Linked DNA regions of Homo sapiens: regions 1 and 2 are each linked to region 3. A link is a loop called in an ENCODE intact Hi-C map of the cell type or tissue named here. Cell type or tissue: PC-9. All regions are shown on one strand. Each heading gives the region's core, and the rest is flanking DNA. Links, peaks and the distances in the headings are about the cores only. Region 1 overlaps ARHGAP10 (Rho GTPase activating protein 10). Region 2 has its middle 17 kb from the start of ARHGAP10. Region 3 overlaps ARHGAP10 (Rho GTPase activating protein 10).

Evidence for each region. Hi-C counts contacts between places; a loop is a spot of excess contacts. Peaks named below come from ENCODE experiments on the same cell type or tissue, not always from the same donor. Only the 100,000 strongest peaks of a DNase experiment are listed, where the experiment ranks them.
Region 1: it touches region 3 in a loop (7-fold over the local background); 41 of 110 quality-filtered maps call a loop at or near these places.
Region 2: it touches region 3 in a loop (9-fold over the local background); 4 of 110 quality-filtered maps call a loop at or near these places.

Annotation. Positions count from the first base shown.
Region 1 is chr4:147,737,860-147,745,290 of GRCh38, reverse strand. All of the region lies in intron 1 of ARHGAP10 (Rho GTPase activating protein 10), which reads right to left. Among named protein-coding and RNA genes, the nearest start is that of ARHGAP10, 9.5 kb to the right of the region's middle. RefSeq lists enhancers at 3,334-3,383, 6,508-7,233. In PC-9, for the core only: no CTCF peak of the experiment used is centred there; DNase peaks (open chromatin) are centred at 3,290 and 3,700; H3K27ac peaks cover 1,237 bases.
Region 2 is chr4:147,711,306-147,718,736 of GRCh38, reverse strand. No RefSeq gene overlaps it. Among named protein-coding and RNA genes, the nearest start is that of ARHGAP10, 17 kb to the left of the region's middle. RefSeq lists an enhancer at 455-504. In PC-9, for the core only: no CTCF peak of the experiment used is centred there; DNase peaks (open chromatin) are centred at 3,746 and 4,066; H3K4me3 peaks cover 385 bases; H3K27ac peaks cover 1,674 bases.
Region 3 is chr4:147,828,565-147,835,995 of GRCh38, reverse strand. All of the region lies in intron 3 of ARHGAP10 (Rho GTPase activating protein 10), which reads right to left. Among named protein-coding and RNA genes, the nearest start is that of MIR4799, 50 kb to the right of the region's middle. RefSeq lists an enhancer at 3,390-4,589. In PC-9, for the core only: no CTCF peak of the experiment used is centred there; DNase peaks (open chromatin) are centred at 4,045 and 4,785; H3K4me3 peaks cover 543 bases; H3K27ac peaks cover 3,971 bases.

The DNA of each region.
Region 1 (7,431 bases), core at 1,343-6,342, 91 kb after region 3:
AGAGCTATCCGTACCCAAGTTCACTGACTTTCCTCACACTCCCTTCTCAGCCCTCTGCAAGCAGGCTCCCAGTTCTGCTTGGCCACCTAAACTACTCTCCCACTATTACCAATGACAGTGTGTGGCCAACACAATGTCACCTTGACTCAAGCTACTTGACCTCTCTGTGGCATGGCCTTGTCTACTCCCTCCTGCTCTCTGAACACTCTTTCTCCTTGGCTTTTGAGACCCTCTCCTGGTTTTCCATCTCTCTGTCAATGGCTACTGTTTCTCAGATTTCAAGTTCTTCTTTCACCTACCCCTTAAAAGATGGAGTTCCTCCGGATTTGCCCTGACCCTCTCCCTGCCTTCTCCCTCTACATTCTCTCTCGGCAGCCTCGGTATTCAGCTGCATGGCATCGTTTCCCATCCATATGGTGTGTCTCCAGAATCTTTATCTCCAGCTGTATTCCCCATTCCTGAAATACACACCCATAAAAGAAACACACTATTGAACATGTCTCCTGGCTACTACGAAATACCTTGCCCTCCACATCCAAAACCAAAAACTCATCCTCTCTCCCACAAAAGCTGCTGCTGTGGCAGGACCTCAGTGAACTGCACTCACCAGCCCACACCAGAACCTGAGGTGTCAGGGCAGCCCCCACACCCAATCACCCCCTATAGCCTGCAGCTGCTAAGTCTTGACTCCTCTTCTGCCACCAAAGTCTCTGGCCTGGATGACTGACCCCCCAACCTCCAGTCCTGCTTTCCTCCGATTCATTTGCACAACTGCACTCCGAGAAAGCTTTCTACAACAATTCAACTCACACCACTCCCCTACACAAAACTTTTCGATCACTTCCTACTGTCCTTAGAGTAAAGCCCTCAACCTGCTTTCCAAGGGCCTTCTTGACCCTCCCCCACCCCCTCGACAGCACCATTCTTATCCTCAATGCAGATTCCCTGGCCCACCTGAGCACCATTTTTCCATCCACAGGATGTGCTCTCTCTGACCTCTCAGATGCATTTTCCCTGCACTTGGAGAATACTTCTTCCCCACTCTCAGCAGGGAAAGCTCTGATCCCTCCTTTTGGTCTCAGCCTAGAAGTTTTATTTTCTTGAAGTCTTCTTGGAACCCCCAAACTAGGTAGTCCTGTTAACTACAGTCATCGCATCCCATACTGATTCAACAATGTGAATGTAATTGCTTTTTAAATAAATTTGCTGTCTCCTGCACTAGAACTCTTCTGCACTAATATACACGTTTCTTCTCACAAACCTCTAGCAACTAGCCCACCATAGCTAGAGTTCAGTGACAAGATGACACCACTCCACCACTGTCATAAATAAGGTTGTTCTAGTGATGACTGAATATATTTTTAATTTTTTTTCTACGCCTAGCAAACACAGAGAGAGTTCACTATGGTTCAGGCAATTTTTTTAAGTACTTTAAAAATAATTTAAGCCTTGCAACATTTTAAACATGTAACTATTATCCACTTTATTTATTTATGTATTTATTTATTTTTTTGAGAAGGAGTTTCACTCTTGTTGCCCAGGCTGGAGTGCAATGGCGCAATCTTGGCTCACCGCAACCTCTGCCTCCCGGATTCAAGCGATTCTCCTGCCTCAGCCTCCAGAGTAGCTGGGATTACAGGCATGCACCACCATGCCCAGTTAATTTTATATTTTTAGTAGAGATGTGGTTTCTCCATGTTTGTCAGGCTGGTCTCCAACTCCCGACCTCAGGTGATCCGCCCGCCTCAGCCTCCCAAAGTGCTGGAATTACAGGCGTGCACCACTGTGCCCAGCTGACTATTATCCACATTTTACAGAGGAGGAAATCAAGGCACAGAGAAGTTAAACAACTTGCCCAAGGTCACACAGTAAGTAAACCTGGTTTCAAAGACCTATCTATTTTAGTATGTTTGCTGTGCTGCCTTTGATTCGCATTTCACAAAATAAAAACAAAACTATCGGCTGGGCGCGGTGGCTTACACCTGTAATCTCAGCACTTTGAGGCTGAGGCGGGTGGATCACGAGGTCAAGCATTCGAGACCATCCTGGTCAACATGGTGAAACCCCATCTCCACTAAAAATACACAAAAATAGCCAGGCATGGTGGTGCACGCCTGTAATCCCAGCTACTCGGGAGGTTGAGGCAGGAGAATCGCTTGAACCCAGGAGGCAGAGGTTGCAGTGAGCCGAGATCATGCCACAGCACTGCAGCCTGGGTGACAGAGTGAGACTGTCTCCAAAAATAAAAATTAAAAAAAAAAAAAAAACTATCGATCAGTATGGCAGAGAATCTGCCCGATTCTCAAATAAATGTAATGTCATGTCAAGGACACTGTATTCCCTTGTACTTCTGGCTTTGTCCCCAAAACTTTAAAAAAAAAAAAAAGGCTTTCAGTAATACATCAGATTTCAACACTATTATGGATGATTTCTCCTATGTATAAATGAGAGGCCTATATTCAGCTCTGTGCTTCAAAATATGATTAGATTGGAAGAAAAAAACATGCGCTGGGCACAGTGGCTCATGCCTGTAATCCTAGAACTTTGGGAGGCCGAGAGAGGCGGATCACTGAGGTCAGGAGTTCAAGACCAGCCTGGCAAACATGGTGAAACCCCATCTCTACTAAAAATACAAAAAAATTAGCCAGGCGTGGTGGCAGGTGCCTATAATCCCAGCTACTCGGGATGCTGGGGCAGGAGAATCGCTTGAACCCGGGAGGCAGAGGTTGCAGTGAGTCGAGATTGTGCCATTGCACTCCAGCCTGAGCTGCAAAAGCGAGACTCCATCTCAAAAAAAAAAAAAAAAAAAAAAAAGTGTTCACAGACTATTTCTCCTGTAACTATGGGTAAAGCCACAACTGTGCTCAAGTTCAACCAAAGGAAAATAGTTATTTTAATAATAATAATAAAAATAATAGGCACCTACCATAGCCAAGCAGAGTCCTAAGATCTTTTAATATGTAATGTGAGGATTAAATACCACCACCAGTGAGGCAGAGTTCTTACTAGGGCCATTTTACTAATAAAGAAAAATGTAGGCACTGAAGGCTTAAATAACTTGCCCAAAGTCACACAGCTAATAAACGGTGAGGCCAACTTTACAGTCAGAAAAGAAAGCACTCATTTTTTTTTTTAAGAGACCATTCCACATCCTGTATTCTGACCTGAGGTGACACTGCTGTGGCCAAATTGAGTTCTTCCAGCCACACATCTCACCATGACTTGCCACCAAGAGTGAGGGTAGAAGATGCCTGTGGGTAAACAAGTCAACAAGTCAGGAGAAATCACACTCACCGTTGAAATATTAAGTGGCACTGGATTAATGTCTTTCTGAGGAAACACAGGGAGGAAATTCTAGTTGGACCAGGGAGTCAGGCCTAGCTATGGCAGCAACTTGGGGTGTGACTCCAGTCCATCTCAGAGTTTACAGAGATGCCTGCCTTTAGAATGCAAAGCGCCTGGTGTGTGTGTGTGTGTGTGTGTGTGTGTGTGTGTGTGCGTGTGTGTGTGTGTGTGTGTGTGTAAAGAGAACGATATCAAGATGCCTGCCTTTAGAATGTAAAGTGTCTGGTGTTTTTCTCTGTGTGTGTGTGTATGTGTTTATAAAGAGAACAATATCAAGGCCTTCTCAATACAAAAGCATCCCCCTGGCAATTACATTCCTGTGTTAGGATAAGTAAGGGAAGCAGACCTGCCAGTGTTTGCTTTGGGGCTTACCACAAGATACCATCCAGTCCCTGCCTGAAAATCATGTTCATCTGCCCCAACTAGCTTGACAGTTACCAGAATTCTCCATGTACATTGTGTTTATACAAACATCATTTTTCTCTTTCTAATCAGAAGTCTAATTTCAATGAAGCAAAATGGCTTTTAAAGATTTTTTGTTTCTGACTCAAACCAGTTCTCATATAGTCCTGAGACATGAACTGGCTTACTCTGATTATCCATGCTGGGCTGGTAACAAAATACCAAAAAGAAAATGGGTTAAATGTCTTTAAGATTCATGGATTTATTAATTACTGACTGTTTTGAAAGCTAGTATCCTAAATTTATAAAACAAATTTCAATAAGGCTTTCATCATGAATATTCCCTAAATATATTTAGTTTTATCATCCAAAAAATGCATAGGTAGAAGGTACATCATCATAGAACATCAATTAACAAAGTCCTTTTAAATGTCACTTGTAGGAAAAAAAGGTTGAACTAAATGAAATAAAGTTACATACATCCAATTGGATGAATCTCACAAATATATTCAGAGGGAAAAAAGTATAGGATGAAACCATTATATAAAGTTTAAACACATGCAAACACATTATATATTGTTTATGGATGTGCCCAACTGTATCAAAATGCCTAGGAACAATAAACACCAGATCTGAGATAGGTCCTACCCCTTGGGGAAAAGAATGGGTATACAAGATGCTTTCATTAAGCTGGGGGGAGGGGGAAAAATAAATGAATGTTTATTGTGAGACTATCTTTTTATATTTCTAAAGTATCTCAAACTTTTCAAAGGAAAAACAAGCCTAATACTAAAAGAATAAGTTAAAAGTTACTCTACTGAAGGGTAGGACAAGGAATGGGGAGGAAAAGAGGAAGGTGGAGATTGAGAGAGACAGAGTGGAGGTCTGTGTCTTGTAATGGATACTAAATCAACCCGACCTTGGAATGTCTATACTGTACTCATAATACAAATTAGCAATCAGTTTAAATTATAATAATGGCCCCAGAGGGGTCTTAAAATTTAACAAAATTTAAATCAGTCATCATACTAATGTAAAAAGAATATCCTAACTAGATCAAATGTACACACACTCTAGATAATCAAGATCGATTATCACTTCCCTAGCAGAAGACCACGGTTACACCCCTTTACAGAGACAGCTCATTACTGTGGTTCAGGGTTTTGGAGTGAAGACAAACCTAGGTTCACATTCCAGCTCCATCAATGACAAATTGTGATTTAGACAAGCTACTAATCTCTCTGAATTCACTGAGGTCAGGAGTTCAGGACCAGCCTGGCCAACATGGTGAAACTCCATCTCTACAAAAAATACAAAACGTAGCCAGGCCTGGTGGCACACACCTATAATACTAGCTACAGGGTGTGCAGCTGAGGCTGAGGCAGGAAACTTGCTTGAACCTGGGAGGCGGAGGTTGCAGTGAGCCAAGATCACACCACTGCACTCCAGCCTGGGCAACAGAGCAAGACTCTGTCTCAAAAAAAAAAAAAAAAAAAGTAACCCAGTAAGGCCAGACGCAGTGGCTCACACCTGTAATCCCAGGACTTTTGGAGGCCGAGGCAGCTGGATCACCTGATGTCAGGAGTTCGAGACCAGCCTGGCCAATGTGGTGAAACCCCATCTCTACAAAAAATACAAAAATTAGCCGGGTGTGGTGGCAGGCGCCTGTAATCCCAGCTACTTGGGAGGCTGAGGCGGGAGAATCGCTTGAACCTGGGAGGCGGAGGTTGCAGTGAACCAAGATCATGCCATTGCACTCCAGCCTGGGCAACAAAAGCGAAACTCCGTCAAAAAAAAAAAAAAAAGCCCAAGATATAAGGTGACAAACAGCTATTGAAGTCACAGAATTCAAAACAGCTTCTTTGGGAATTTGTCCAGAGCACTTTTGAGTATTCCACTGTAGAGAACAGGATTACCTAACAGCTCTTAGGAAAATCCCTCTTAGGGATGTCTCTGGTCGTCTTCTTTTATTGTGAATTTACCATAGCAAATACAAGCTGTTAGGATTTCCAGCATGTCAGACGCTAGAAACCCTAATTTTGAGTTCACGTCCTCAAAAAGTATCTCTGTAATTTGAAGTATTTGAAGGCTGCAGTCACTTATATTGTCATGTCAATACCTTGAGATGAACTCTGTCATCAACTCTTCCTTATCAGTCACTTGGAGGAAAGGCCTGCTGCTGACTGCCTGAACCTCGACTATAGATTGCTTACTAGTTTTGCAATGACCTTAGCAACACATTCTACTTTATCTTCAAATCTTTGTGAATCAAAAATAAATTCTAGAAAATATTTTCCCAAGATACCACTGAGCTCTGATTTGCCAATGTATTTTCTTTTCTTTTTTTTTTTTTTTTTGAGACAGAGTCTCGCTCTGTTGCCCAGGCTGGAGTGCAATGGCGTGATCTCAGCTCACTGCAACCTCCGTCTCCTGGATTCAAGCAACTCTCCTGCCTCGGCCTCCCGAGAAGCTAGGATTACAGGCGCCTGCCACCAGACCCGGCTAATTTTTTTTTGTATTTTTAGTAGAGATGGGGTTTCACCATGTTCTCCAGACTAGTCTTGAGCTCCTAACCTCAAGTGATCCACCCGCCTCGGCCTCCCAAAGTGCTAGGATTACAGACGTGAGCCACTGAGCCCAGCCACCAATGTGTTTTCAAGATTTTCCAGCATCCCGAACTACAATCAAAATTTGGAAGCCTTTCCAGGGTTTGACAATTTTGTCTCTCTTCTTGGTCACTGGTAATGGTGCTTTGGAGAAATATACTGTTAGGGGTAATAAACACTAAAAGGTTAGATACCTGGTCTAGGGTGCAGAACAGCTATTTTGAGGCAAGAACAGGGCCTTGATAATAAAATATATGCCTGTAATTTAGTTATGTCATCATAATTGTTAACCTTTGAGCACTTATACTAAATGCTTTACATGTATTAACAAATCCTACTTTTAATCCAATATAGTAGGTCGTATTATAATTTTTTTTGGGGGGGGGAGACAGAGTCTCACTCAGTTGCCCAGGCTGGAGTGCAGTGACGCGATCTCTGCTCGCTGAAAGCTCCACCTCCTGGGTCCACGCCATTCTCCTGCCTCAGCCTCCCGAGTAGCTGGGACTACAGGTGCCCTCCACTACGCCCGGCTAATTTATTTTTTATTTTTAGTAGAGATGGGGTTTCACCGTGTTAGCCAGGATGGTCTCGATCTCCTGACCTCGTGATCCGCCCGCCTCGGCCTCCCAAAGTGCTGGGATTATAGCCGTGAGCCACCGCGCCCAGCCCTACAATTTCTATTTTACTGACGAGAACACAGATATAGAAAAGCTAAGCAGCTTGAGCAAGGATCCCCTGTTAGCAGGTGGTTGAGCTTGGGTATGAACCCAGCCAGGCTAGTACCTCAGCTTATGCTCTTAATCTTCTATATTATATTCCATCAGCTATTTTAAAGATTAAACACAAAAATACCCTCCTCTCTGTATTCTTTATCCAAAAGTCTACAATGTACCCTAGTCCCCTCAAAAAAAAAAAAAACAACAACAACACAGCGACAAGGAGCTGGTCAAAGGAACCCCAGCAGATGGGAGGACAGAGAAAGGCAATGTGACAAAAAGACACTGAGAACATTAGATTGCTGACTGGCTAGTAAAAAATCTGTTCTAAATAACCATGGCTCAGCTGGTGGCCTGGTGGG
Region 2 (7,431 bases), core at 1,569-6,568, 120 kb after region 3:
TTAATGAATCTATGCTGACTTTCTGTTCATAAAATTACTTACTTTTTTTTTTTTTTTTGAGATGGATTCTTGCTCTGTCGCCCAGGCTGGAGTGCAGTTGCGCGATCTCGGCTCACTGCAACCTCCGCCTCCCGGGTTCAAGCGATTCTCTTGCCTCAGCCTCCCCAGTAGCTAGGATTATAGGCATGCACCACCACACCTGGCTAATTTTTGTATTTTTAGTAGAGACAGGGGTTTCACCATGTTGACCAGGCTGGCTGGTCTCGAACTCCTGACCTCATGATCTGCCTGCCTCGGCCTCCCAAAGTGCTGGGATTATAGGTGTGAGCCACCACACCCAACCCCCATAAAATTACTTTCTAAGACTTAACATTAGTTGCATGATTACAACCCAAGTTCTCTCAATATCTTAGGATATACTTTATCTGGGAATAAATTAAATACATTATTAAAATAACTAAGTGTTTTTAAAAGCTCCTCTTATTTCTTACCTGCCTTGGCTTTAGTTTCACTCTTGACCGTTCTTCTTTTAACCTTTCCATTTGAAGATAGTTACTGAGAGAACAGAAAAAAAGAGATGTTAGTTCTGCTTTCTCTGTTATCTTTTCAATATTACATCATCTTTCCCTGAACAGAGTCTTTTTGTTTTTGTTCTTCTGTAAGAGCATGACCTTGAAAAGACTCTTCTGGGGATTTTTGGTTATTTTTCACACCTCTAAACTCATCCTGGATTCTGCTTTTCCTGGTATTATTATTCAAGGGTCATGCTGCTGTCTAGTATCAGGTAAGTTTACACACCTGTCCATTGTCTCATATTTTGTGTTCAGTAGAGGAATGCTTCTACAATCACTCCTGGTTTTTTTAGATAACTCTCTTTTCTCCCTCCATATTGGGGTTATTTAAGACAACAGTATTTAACCTGAGTTATAGGAATCCCCAAATATATGTAAAGACTTTCCAAGGACAACTGGTATGGGTAATTTATTTCCAGATCCTCAACTTCTATTTCTCCTTTTTCCCAAAATTGATCTGCCTGAAAAAATGTCTTGCAGATTCTCCTTTTCCACCTCCCCTTTCACATTAACCTTTTTCCCAAGGAAGAGGAGAAGGTAGAAGAGAGCACTGCAAATTTATGTATCCTGTATCTTGGTCTCAAGATATAAAAATATCCATAGTACCAAAGGGATGATTTGAAATATTTTTTTCAACTGGAAGCCTTCTGTAGGAACTACCCCACCATCATGCTTTTTGTCTTTCCCTGCCTAATGCACATTTGTGTTAAGGACAAGTTATAGCCTTAGAAACTGCCCCTTTGCGAAGTTCTGAATATATATTATGGGGTGAGGTAGTAGGAGTAATGACAATTTCTCTTTATTGATTTACCTCTCCCATCCCTAAATATAATTAGAGAATGCATGGTTCTTAAGGAAGATATATGTGAAAGCAATTAAAGACAGTGTCTTTTAGAAATGCTGAACACTAAAAATGGCTCTCCTTTTTTCTAATTTGAACATAAGCATTTTTTCTTTACCCCCTTCAATCTTCTTTCCTAAAACGTGTTGTCAGCTGGAAAGAAAAGTACTTTGAACAGATTAGTCATGCTAATTATTTAAAATATAACTGAAATGTCTTCTAGTACTACTAAGATTTTTGAAACATACTGAAGAAAACCTGTGCAAAAAAATTTTACATGACTTATTTCAGATTAACTTTGCATTATTCAATAAGGAAGGTAAAACTGATTTATCAACTCATATCATGAAATAATTTATCCATTTACTGACAATCTTTCTGTGCCTCTGATTCTTCCTCTGCTAAATGGAACCTCTATACTAAACTATACCTCTTCACTGAGTTCTTTTAGACATTAAACGAGTCAACCTAGAATCTATGCAAAGCACATAGAACCTTACCTGGTGCATGGTAAGTGCTCTTCATGTTGAAATGCTCCTTCTTCTGAGTCTTGGTTCTCTTCTCTTTGTCTGTATCTCCCTTTGTAATCTCACTCAGTCTCCTGGCTTTACAAACCATCCATATGCTAATAATTTCCAAATTTATATTTCTAATGCCTGCCTGTTCACTCCAGAACTCCAGACTCATCTATTCAACAGCCTTCTGGACATCTCCATGTGGATACTTAATTGATATCTCAAACTTATTATCTCCAAACTGACCTCTTGTTCTTTTCTCTTTCCAAACCTGCTCCATCTTTAGCCTTTTCCCTGTCACTTGATGTCAACATCATCCTTCATTGTTCAAATCTAAAAAACTTGGAGTTAATCTGAACTCCTTTCTTTCTCTCATACCCCACGTGCAATCTGTCTTCCTGCAAAAATATATCCAGAATCTGACCACCATTCACTCCCACCACTGCTGTCTCCTGCTGCAAGCCACTATTATCTCTCTCCTGGATTACTGAAATAGACTCCCTGCTTTTATCTTTTCTTCTATCTTTGCTCCCTGCAGTCTATTTGAAGCATAGCAGCCAGAATGATTCTTCTAAAATGAAAATCAGATCATGTCATTCCTCTGCTTAAAAACCTTCAATACAGCCCCCCATACATAACACAACAACTTTTTAAAAAAGTTATATAGGCCAGGTGCGGTGCCTCACGTCTGTAATCCCAGCACTTTGGGAGGCCGAGGCAGGTGGATCACCTGAGGTCAGGAGTTTGAGACCAGCCTGGCCAACATAATGAAACCCGGTCTCTACTAAATATACAAAAATTAGCTGGGTGTGGTGGCATGCGCCTGTAATCTCAGCTACTCGGGAGGCTGAGGCAGGAGAATCTCTTGAACCCAGGAGGTGGAGGTTGCAGTGAGCCAAAATCCTGCCACTGCACTACAGACTGGGCGACAGAGCGAGACTCTTGTCTCCAAATAAATAATAAAAATAAAAAGTTGGCCAGGCACAGTGGGTCATGCTTACAATCCCAGCACTTTGGGAGGCCGAAGCGGGTGGATCACCTGAGGTCAGAAGTTCAAGACCAGCCTGGTCAACATGGTGAAACCCCGTCTCTACTAAAAATACAAAAATTAGCTGGGGGTGGTGGTGTGTGCCTGTAATCCTAGCTACTTGGGAGGCTGGGGCAGAAGAATCGCTTGAACCAGGGAGGTGAAAGTTGCAGTGAACCGAGATCTCACCATTGCACTCCAGCCTGGGCAACAAAAGTGAGACTCCGTCTCAAAATAAATAAATAAATAAAATAAAATAAAATAAAAGTTATATAAACTGGCCGCACATGGTGGCTCACTCCTCTAATCCCAGCACTTTGGGAGGCTGAGGTGGGCAGATCACTTGAGGTCAGGGGTTTGAGACCAGCCTGGCCAACATGGTGAAACTTCGTCTCTATTAAAAATACAAAAATTAGCCGTGTGTGGTGGCACATACTTGTAATCCCAGCTACTCAGGAGGCTGACGCAGGAGAATCGCTTGAACCCGGGAGGCAGAGGTTGTGGTGAGCCAAGATCGTATCACTGCACTCCAACCTGGGCAACAGGGCGAGACTCTGTCTCTAAATAAATAAATAAATAAATAAATAAATAAAAGGTTATATAAACTTACATTTGTGTACATACACATTAATTTTTCAAAACAGAGCAAAAATATGCACCAGATTATTTCCAATGATTATCTCATGGTGGTAACATTTGCCATTTGACTCAGTAACATTACTTCAAGAAACTTATCTATAGAATATAATCAGGCTGTACCCAAAGATTTAAGTTCAAGGATGTGAATCACAACAATATTTACACTAGGCAAAAATTTAAAATAGCCTAAGTGTCCAACAACAGGAAACTAATAAATTATGTTATAACTAGGAGAGATGATGAATAATCTTACAGTGTTGAACATGGTTTTTAAAAAATCAATCACATGTTGTTGGTGAAAAAAATTATAAAATAGAAAGTAAGGCTATGAGATCGACTTTGCAAATTAAAAAATATCTACAATGAAAGGAAAAGATTTGAAAGATATGCACCAAAATATTAACAACAGTCATTGCATAGGAATGACACACAGGTGGCCATGATCCAGGGCTGAGTAGCTGTGGAAGAGCCACTACTTGCTATTAGCCAACCTCCTTGGAATTCACAAACTCAGAACAAATGTGGAGATTTTAATCAACACTTCTTGCAATGCTCTGCAGTGTCAGCTTAAGCAACCGTCTCTTTTAAAGGCTGCAAATGCACTCATAGAGTATATCAAATGAATATAAAGATGTTTTAACTCTGAATTTGGTATAATAAAAATCATTCTTTTGTTTTGTTTTGGTTTTTGAGACTGAGTCTCACTCTGTTGCCCAGGCTGGAGTGCAATGGTGCGATCTCGGCTCACTGCAACTTCTGCCTCCTGGGTTCAAGCGATTCTTCTGCCTCAGCCTCCCGAGTAGCTGGGACTACAGGCATGCGCCACCATGCCTGGCTAATTTTTGTATTTTTAGTAGAGACGGGGTTTTGCCATGTTGGCCAGGCTGGTCTCAAATTCCTGACCTCAGGTGCTCTGCCTGCCTCAGCCTCCCAAAGTGCTGAGATTTACAGACGTGAGCCACCGTGACCAGCCACAGAAATTACTCTTATACAGCATACTTGGGAACTAGGGGGAAAAAAAATCCCCTAATGCTTTTAGGAATTTAGGCCCTCTAAATCTTTGCCAGATTAGGATAGGTTGAGCTATTTTTTTGCAATGACTGAAAAGAGTTTCCCAAGAGCTTCCTATCCGTTTTAATTTGTTTGAAAAAGCAGTTAAAAGTACAAGAAATATGTTACTTGTCCTGTTCAGTGCCTAATATCCAGTTTTTAACTCACAGTTTTCTTGGACTTTAAATATTGAGCTTAACTTAGTCCTTAGAATTTTGTTTTATGTGTCTCTCGTTACTTGCTGAATGAAGTGATCAAAAGAAGAGAAGAAATTCTAAATTCATAACTGTCTTTCTATCAGTCTATCAGGCCATCAGGCCTCAGCCATCTTTACCCAGACAACAAAAATAATATGATTAAGGAGTCTAAGAAGTCTTCTCTCTTTATTCTTTTTTTTTTCCTTCTAACTTTTATTTTAGGTTTGGGGGTACATGTGCAGGTTTGTTATGTGGGTAAATTGTGTGTTGCTGGGGTTCGATGTACAAAGATTTCATCACCCAGGTAGTGAGCACAGTACCCGGTAGGTAGTTTTCTGCTCCTCACCCTCCTTTCACCCTCCGCGCTCAAGTAAACCCCGTGTCTATTGTTCCCATCTCTGTGTCCATGTGTACTCAATGTTTAGCTCCCTCTTATAAGTGAGATCATGCTGTATTTGGTTTTCTGTTTCCACGTTAATTCGCTTGGGATAATGGCCTCCAGCTGATTCCATGTTGCTGCAATCTATTCTTTACATAACTAAAGCATAGATCCCACTTGAGCTATTTATTTATTTTCACTGAAAAGTAAAACAAACACAAAAGCAGAATACAAAGCTCATAAGCAATAGAATGAAATACAAGGCTATCAGAAGTGACCTAAAAGCAGCTGGGCGCAGTGGCTCACGCCTGTAATCCCAGCACTTTGGGAAGCCGAGGCGAGCGGATCACCTGAGGTCAGAAGTTTCAGACTAGCCTGGCCAACGTGGTGAAACCCCATCTTTACTAAAAATACAAAAAAATTAGCCGGGCATGGTGGTGCATGCCTGTAGTCCCAGCTACTCAGGAGGCTAAAGCAGGAGAATCGCTTGAACCCAGGAGGGAGAGGTTGCAATGAGCCGAGATCGCGCCACCGCACTCCAGCCTGGGTGACAGAGCAAGACTCTGTCTCAAAAAAAAAAAAAAAAGTGACCTAAAAGCCAAGCTTCTAGTCTTTTTTCCCCAAATTTCAGGTAATGAAATGCAACCATAAAAGGTATCAAGTATACAATAAAACAGATTGACCAGCACATTCCTTTATCACTTAGTTTTGTCATAAGGCATGGAGGCTGCCCCTTAAAATCCACGTTTAATAATGAGAATATAAAATTTTACAAGACTTTTGTTGCAAAACTAGAACTGTATTAGAACACAGCCACTTTGCTCTTTTGTAACATAAAACAGAATTTACCAATCAACGGTCCCCATGAAAGATGGAAAGATCTGATTATGTGCTTATGAAAGCTTAAGACTTTTTTTTTTTTTTTTTTTTTGAGACGGCGTTTCACTCTTGTTGCCCAGGCTGAAGTGCGATGGCACGATCTCAGCTCACCACAACCTCTGCCTCCCGGTTCAAGTGATTCTCCTGCCTCAGCCTCCTGAGTAGCTGGGATTACAGGCATGCGCCACCATGCCTGGCTAATTTTGTATTTTTAGTAGAGACGGGGGTTTCTCCATATTGGTCAGGCTGGTCTCGAACTCCCGACCTCAGGTGATCCACCTGCCTCCACCTCCCAAAGTGCTGGGATTACAGGCATGAGCCACCACGCCCGGCCAAAAGCTTAAGACTTTTGTTGTTTTTTGGGGTTTTGTTTTCTTGGATTTTTGGGTTTTTTTCCAGACTATTTTGGCATTCTTTGAAAAGAAGTTAAAATTCTTTTCAGAAGAATTTTCAGTAGAGACAGAAAAGTAGAAATTGCTAACATAAAATACGAGTTTCTCATCAGTATCAAAGCAACATTAACTGTAGGCTTACTTGGTGTGTGTGAAATAAGAGGAATGTCTGTTTTGGTCACCTCCAAAGAGATGTATATCGTGTATGTTTATTGAATTTAAAATCTGAATGTAATGACAGATTAAAAAAAAAACAAACCTCTAAAGAGTATAACAAAGAGACAATCATCCTCTCCTGGAGCTGTATTCAAATCTAAAGTGGAATTTTCTGAATTTATACTGTGGTTTGCAATTTAGAAATTGAGAATTCCTAAGAAATTTAGGAATTTCTTAGGAAGAAAACTACCCTGAAGTCTAAGCTGTTGCTGTTTTATTTGTGATAGTTAATTTTAAAACTATACTTAGCACAAATATGGAGTAGATATTTCATTGCTTTAAAAATGGACATGCTTTTCTAATTCAATAAGTGTAAAAAATAAAAATAAAATTGGACAGACTGCAATCTGTCTAACTACATAGGGGCTGAAAATTGCCATTATCAATAGATTAGATGATCAATGGATTAGATAATGGCAATTTTCGGCCCCTATATAGTTAGGGGCTACTTCAGTGGTATTTGCAATCACACAGAAGTAAAAGGAGCACTTGTTTTCAATACATAGTCATCAAAACTACACAAATAATTAATCCTGAACAAACTAAACTGCTGATATTTGACATTAGGTACTCCCTGCGAATTTAAAGGGCTTAAATAAAGAGGGGATAGGCCAGGTGTAGTGGCTCACATCTGTAATCCCAGCACTTTGGGACACCTGAGTTCGGGAGTTTGAGACCAGCCTAACATGGACAAACCCCATCTCTACTGAAAATACAAAAGTAG
Region 3 (7,431 bases), core at 1,333-6,332:
AGTATTTAAGGAATGAGTCTGCCTAATAAGGATATGCAGCAGATGCTGAAACTTGATCTTCCTTCCCTCTGTGCATAAGGGACAGTAAGAACCTCGCTTCGATATTTTAAACAAAATAAATACTTGGGAAGAATATTATTATGAGAGGAAATAAAAACCCCATAGAAATTAAAGTTTCATGAGGCAATTTTGAATTTTTTTTTTGTTTTACATAAGAGAAAATTTTAGTTTCTGAAGTGAATGGTATGACTCAGTGGCACAGCTAGAAATGGAACCTCGTGCATACTAAGGCAATAAACTGTTAAATCAAGAAAATAAAATAGGCCAGGCGCAGTGGCTCATGCCTGTAATCCCAGCACTTTGGGAGGCCAAGGCGGGCAGATCACCTGAGGTCAGGAGTTTGAGACCAGCCTGGCCAACATGGTGAAACCCTGTCTCTACTAAAAATACAAAATTTAGCCAGGCATGGTGGCACATGCCTGTAACCCCAGCTACTCAGGGAGACTGAGGCAGGAAAATCTCTGGAACCTGGGAGGCAGAGGCTGCAGTGAGCCAAGATCCTGCCACTGCACTCCAGCCTGGGCGACAGAGCAAGACTTAAGGGAAAAGGAAAAGAAAAAGAAAAAATGTGAGAGAAGAAAAGAAACATTCAGAAAAGAATGGCTTTAATCAATGACAAAAGCTTTTCTTTCCAGCCCATCTGTGATGCACGGGTTAAGAGAAAAAAGTGGCAGTCAACAGTAAAAAACAAGGGCTGCAGGGTTGAAAAACTCTTGGGAACTCATTCTCTACCAGGCGGCCACTAGCTGAGCACTCTGGACAAGGGTTTCCTCATTGTATCCTCAGGTGTGAGAACACGGTGGCTCATAGTAGGCACTCAAAATATTTATAAATGAAGTGGGATTCTCCTATAAATTTAGATAATTTAAAGAACAGCATTTCTACATAAAAGCAACATTTTCTGCTTATAGTGATAATAGCAACCGATGAATGACAATGCTAAGTACCCTGAATCTTTTACTCCAAATGGTTCATTTTTGTTAGTCCAGGTCCTCTAAGAAGCAGACACCAAGACAGGATGAGACACACAAGAAATTTATTAGGGGAAACATCTGTGAGAGAAAATGGGGAGGGAGCCAGGGAAGACTGGAGGGGCCATCAGACAGTGATGCAGGTCTGACCCAGGGGAAGGAGACAGGGAAGGAAAGCAAGCCGGATGGGTGGGTGTGTATGGGTGTGAGGGTGGGGGCAGGTGGGTGGGTGTGCGGGTGGAAGTGGGTGGGTATGTGTATGGGTGTGGGTGTGAGTGTGGGTGGGTGGATGTGTCTGTGTGTTTGTGTGTGTGGGTGAGGCTGCAGTGCCATTCTGGGGTAAGTCTAACAAGGCTGCCGTTAGAAGGCTTGGGACATTCAAACAAGTTGAAACTTAATCCCCAGTCTGGCATTATTGAGAGGTGGGGCCTTAAAAGATGAATGGATTCATCCACTGATGAATTAATGGGTTAATGAATTTTATTAATTTTTTTGAGATGGGGTCTCACTCTATCACCCAGACTCTAGAGTGCAGTGGCACAATAATAGCTCTCTGCAGCCTCAACCTCCCAGGCTCAAGCAATCCTCGCACCTCAGCCTCCCAAGTAGCTGGGCCTACAGATGCGTGCCACCACCACACCTGGCTTCCCCCTGCCCCTGCAGAAATGGGGTCTCATTATGTTGCCCAGACTGGTTTTGAACTCCTGGGCTCAAGCAATCCTCGTGCCTCACCTCCCAAAGTGCTGGGACTACAGGTGTAAGCCACCATTCCCAGCCTAATGAGTTAATGGATTAATGGGTTATCACAGGAGTAGACTGGTGACTTTATAGAAAGAAAAAGGAAGAGAGACCTGGGTCCCCCACTCTTGGACTTCTCAGCCTCCATAACTGTAAGAAACAAATTCCTTTTATTTACCTAGTTGCAGGTATTCTGTTATAAGCAACAGAAAACAGACAAAGATAGGCAGAACGTGGGAGGCATGGCTTTCACACTAACACAACTGTACCACAGAGCAGCTGGGCCTGATAGTCAATGTCACTCCTCCTTCCTCTATCTGAGAGGTGCCCATGGCTGCCACAGCTTCGAAACCATATTTTCCCACTACATTGGCATTTTCTTGAATATCTAACACAATCTCTACCACCAACTTAATATATATATCATTGAATCTAATCACCACCAACTGTAAAACACTCCATTATTTTATATCCTACCACAAAAAAATCCTGCTAATCTTGAAATAATAGCTTAACACTTAGCACTTTTATATACATTGAAAAAGCTCTTTGAAAGGTATGTTTTCATCATGTATCCCTCTTGTGCATAAAGAAGTAAGCAAACTACTTTTGTTAAGATATTTCTAAAACTTCTTCAAAGTCCAACTCCTCTGAATCACTTTTCATCTCAGTCATCAAAATCTGGTTTTTCCCACATGAATTAGTCTGTTTTCACACTGCTATGAAGTTACTGCTTGAGACTGGGTAATTTATAAACAAAAGATGTTTGACTGACTCACAGTTCCACATGGCTGCAGAGGTCTCAGGAAACTTACAATCTTGGCACAAGGGAAGGGAAAGAAGGGCACGTCTTACATGGTGGCAGGAGAGAAACCAAGTTCAGGGTAAACTGCCACTTTTAAACCATCAGCTCTCGTGAGAACTCCCTCACTATAACAAGAACAGCATGGGGAAAACTGGCCCTATGACCCAATCACCTCCCACCAGGTCCCTCCCTCAACACATAGGGATTACAATTCAAGGTGAGATTTGGGTGGGGACACAGAGCCAAACCGTATCACCACACATATTTTTCCTCTGTGCCACTGAAAATACTGGAGATGCATCATTTCTTCAAAGGGTGCTCTTAAGGAGCTCCATTCTTGTATCCAGGATTTTCTTCCAAGATGATGGCAGGCACCCACTCTTTGGATACTGATACCAGCACTTCCTTGACCTAACCAGGTCTCAACGGAAGGTTTTCAAACCACCACCAGCATTCATATTTCTTCCTTAAGTGGTCTGTGGACTGAAATACTGAGGAGCTACAGTTGTCCAAAGAGTAAAAGAGAAGTAACCTCATGTCCGTTTCATGACTGCTGCCTGGTGGATAGCAACTATAAGATACATATCCATTTCACTAATGTTCAAAGGTGGAAGGAAAAATATTATGTCTTACAAAGAGAAAAAGGTAAGGCATAATGTCGTTAGGATACTAGAAGATGTGAAAGATTCTATTTTCATCTCTGTCACAACCTTATTTAGTGATGTAGAAACTCCACCCTCAATGAGCTCCAATTTCCTTTTTTTTTTTTTTTTTTGAGACAGAGTCTTGCTCTGTTACCCAGGCTGGAGTGCAGTGGCACGATTTCAGCTCATTGTAACCTCCGCCTTCCAGGTTCAAGCGATTCTCCTGCCTCAGCCTCCTAAGTAGCTAGGATTACAGGTGCCCGCCACCACGACTGGCTAATTTTTGTAATTTTAGCAGAGACAGGGTTTCACCACATTGGTCAGGATGGTCTTGAACTCCTGACCTCAAGATCCACCCACCTCGGCCTCCCAAAGTGCTGGGATTACAGGCGTGAGCTACCGTGCCTGGACTCCTCTTTTTAAAAAAAAAAAAAAATTAAGTGGTCAAATATGTCTCCCTAAGTTCTCTTCAGTTCTTTGTTTTCAAGGCTATACCATCTAATATTTTCATGACATGGTCTAAAGGCTGATCCTAGGTACCTTGGCTCATCCCGAAATATTTCCCTAGTGAAACAGCAGACTCAGCTGCACACATTCCCAATAATCGAATCACTCCTCTGGATTAGACAATTAAATGGGCTGGTTACATTCTAGGGTCCCTTGTGTGTGTGTGGGTGGGTGTGTGTATGTCGGGCGGGGCAGTCAGGGGGAAGAAGAGAGCAGAGTTGGCCGATTCCTCAGAAGCAGAGAATACACCCTAAGGATATGAAATTCAGGAAATGTAAGTTTCAACAGGGAAGTAGAATCTGATGATGACAAGGCTGGAAGGCCACAGATGATAATGAGTCACCAACAGAGAGGACACTGAGTCATGGGGCAAGGCCTTGCAGGGAAAGGGGTCCAAGAAGGAGACAGGCCTCCTGCCTAAGATAATCTTCACTCATTTTAGAATTTTGATTTGAGTTATTCCTGACTGTGATCTCTATAGGATTCTGAGTCAGTAAATTAAACTCTCAAACGGTACATTCCTGAAAAACAGGTTTTACAAAGACATCCCTATCTGACTGAATAACAGGCTTACGGGAAAAAGAGAATTGTAAGAAAAAGCAATGCTGTCCAATTGTAAAGGTCAGTTCCAAGGAGGAAAAAGTCTTCATAAAATTAGGTCACTGACAACTTTTAAACCAAACTGAGAAATGTTCTCACAAATAAGTTCAAGATGAATTTCCTCCATTCTGAATGTGCCTGCCAACAGAAATCCACATAAACTGTAAAAGAACTGATTAAAACAAGCTTCACATGCCATATAAAATACTGTAAATATAATAAGATGAAACTAAAGGCATAATCTTTTTAATGGCATCTAATGCCTTAGGTACTTATCCTATAAGAACTCACAAGCAATATTAAATACAAAGTAAGTAACACTAAAAATCCTACTAAACCTATTCCATTAACACAAACCAGCTATAGTCTCAAATCCTTTGGAAATGAGAAGTCAAAGCTTAGGCTTTCCATCACTATTTTAACCTCCTGACAGGGACACAGTCATCACGAAACAATTTAGAGTGTATCCAACGTCCAGACAGATCTAACCCTAAGGAAAGGATTGCCAGCCAAGATTTCACTAGCACCCTAAGCCAGTAGCTCTGATTTCAGCCTGCTTCAGAATCACCTGGAGAGTTTCATGAAAGACCAGCTGACAGAGTTTCTGACTCAGTAGAGTTCTGGGGTGGGCCTGAGAATGTGCATTTCTTGCACGTTCCTAAAGTGATGCTGGACCAGGGACCATACTTTGATGACAAGTGCCCTAGGGCATACTAAAGAAAGAATAGCATATTTGCTCCTAAAAGGTGGAATGCATTTAACTCATTTTAACCATCATACATTCTTTTAGTAATACTCTGAAACACTTTTTAAAAAATATTTAGGTAAGTGCAAAAGTTAACTGTGGTTTCAACTGGGTGCGGTGGCTCACATCTGTAATCCCAACACTTTGGCAGACCAATTCGCACAGATCACGTGAGATCACGAGTTCGAGCCCAGCCTGGCCAACAAGGTGAAACCCCGTCTCTACTAAAAATACAAAAATTAGCTGGGTGTGGTAGCAAGTGCCTATAGTCCCAGCTGCTCAAGAGGCTGAAGCAGGATAATCACTTGAACATGAGAGGCAGAGGTTGCAGTGAGCCAAGATCCCACCACTGCACTTCAGCCTGGGAGACAAAGCAAGGCTCCCCCCATCAAAAAAAAAAAAAAAAAAAAAAAGGAATTGTGGTTTTGACCATTTAAAAAAAAAGTGGCAAAAACCGCAATTACTTTTGTACCAACCTAATAGTTTGGAACAAAAATCCGTGTCAAAAGTCCAAAAACTTATGGAGGAGATTTGAGAGCATGAAAGGATGATGAGAAGGGGGTGCAGTAAAGCACAGGCCAGGGCTGAGAGAGCAGGCATCACGTCTTGCCTGTGACCGACCATCTAAATGCTAACAAAAGCCTTTGGTATGCAGCAGCTTAGTACCTTCCCTATAGGGGCAAAAGGTCAGGGCAGGTCACCCAGGAAGTGATCCCTGGCCTGGTATTTTCACAAGGGTAAAGTCTGTGGTAGAGAAAAACAACAGAAAAAGAAAAGGGTCTCAAAAGCCTGAAGAGTCTGCATAGGCAAAGGGCTTTCCTGCCCAAATGGGGAAAGGGGTGCAGCCGTGGACAAGACACTTCCTCACATCTCCTTAGCAGCCCAGTCTGCCCCCAGCACCCCCAGGATGAGAGGGAGGCGGAACAGCTCCATCTCAGGCACCTTTTGTGCACCATCAGGCAAGCTCCACCTTCTCTCTCCTGGCACTCCCGCTTCCCCGCAGTTTTCCTGAACCTCTGGGTCTCAACCAATTGCCCTTATTTGCCAGAATCCTGAGAAACTGGGCAACCATTTTAGGCTAGGGATGAAACTCAATGATCTGATAAAAGAATACATGTAGAGAAGTAAACGCAATATGAAGGGCTTTTAAAAGAACAACATAAACACTACAGCACTATTTTAAAAGTCCTTAGATTCCTGGACAGCTGCCCACCTCAGATAAGTACAACATGTCCTGCCATGCCAGAGAGAACATCTCTGGAATTCTGGCAGCAACACACCACACAGCCCTTTCCTCTGAGAACACGCGCAGAAGTGAGTAGAGCAGTTGCAGCCACTAACTGTATCAGATCTGACTCCCCAGGTTGAGTTCTTCACCTCCAGAGTCAAGGGTGGCAACATGATCAGCAAAAACTACTCACTCAAAAACACTGTCCTGGCCGGGCGCGGTGGCTCACATCTGTAATCCCAGCACTTTCAGAGATCGAGGCGGGTGGATCACCCGAGGTCAGGAGTTTGAGACCAGCCTGCCCAACATGGTGAAACCTCATGTCTACTAAAAATACAACAAATTGGCTGGGCGCGGTGGCTCACACCTGTAATCCCAGCACGATGGGGGGGTCGAGGCAGGAAGATCACAAGGTCAGGAGATCGAGACCAACCTGGCTACCACGGTGAAACCCTGTCTCTACTAAAAATACAAAAAAAATTAGCCGGACATAGTGGCACCCGCGTGTAGTTCCAGCTACTCGGGAGGCTGAGGCAGGAGAATCGCTTGAACCCAGGAGGCAGGGGTGCAGTGAGCTGAGATCACACCACTGCACTCCAGCCTGGGCAACAGAGCAAGACTCCATCTCAAAAAAAAAAAAAATACAAAAAAATTAGCCAGGCATGGTGGCAGGTGCCTGTAATCCCAGCTACTGGGGAGGCTGAGGCAGGAAAATCGCTTGAACCTGGGAGCCAGAAGTTGCAGCTGAGCTGAGATCATGCCACTGTACTCCAGCCTGGGCAACAAGAACGAAACTCCATCTCAAAAAAAAAAAAAACTATCTTGACTTTTTAAAGGGTGAGGCATGTGTATTCATAGAAATTACACTTCTTTGAGTGTGGAGGGAAACACTGACTTTTTTTCTTAGACTGGCAATTGCTCTACTTCTCTCTCCAACAATTCACTTTAGTAGGAACAAAGCTGGACATTGTAGGGGGGAAAGGAAGGGGCTATGCAAACATATCCTTCCCTCTTTTCGAAATTTCAACAGTTTCCCCTCAAGGAGGAAACCAGACATAGCTAAGGCTCATCCTTCAACTCAGCCCAGATATCACCTCTCCAAGATGCCTTCCCTGAATTTCTCAATCACTTGA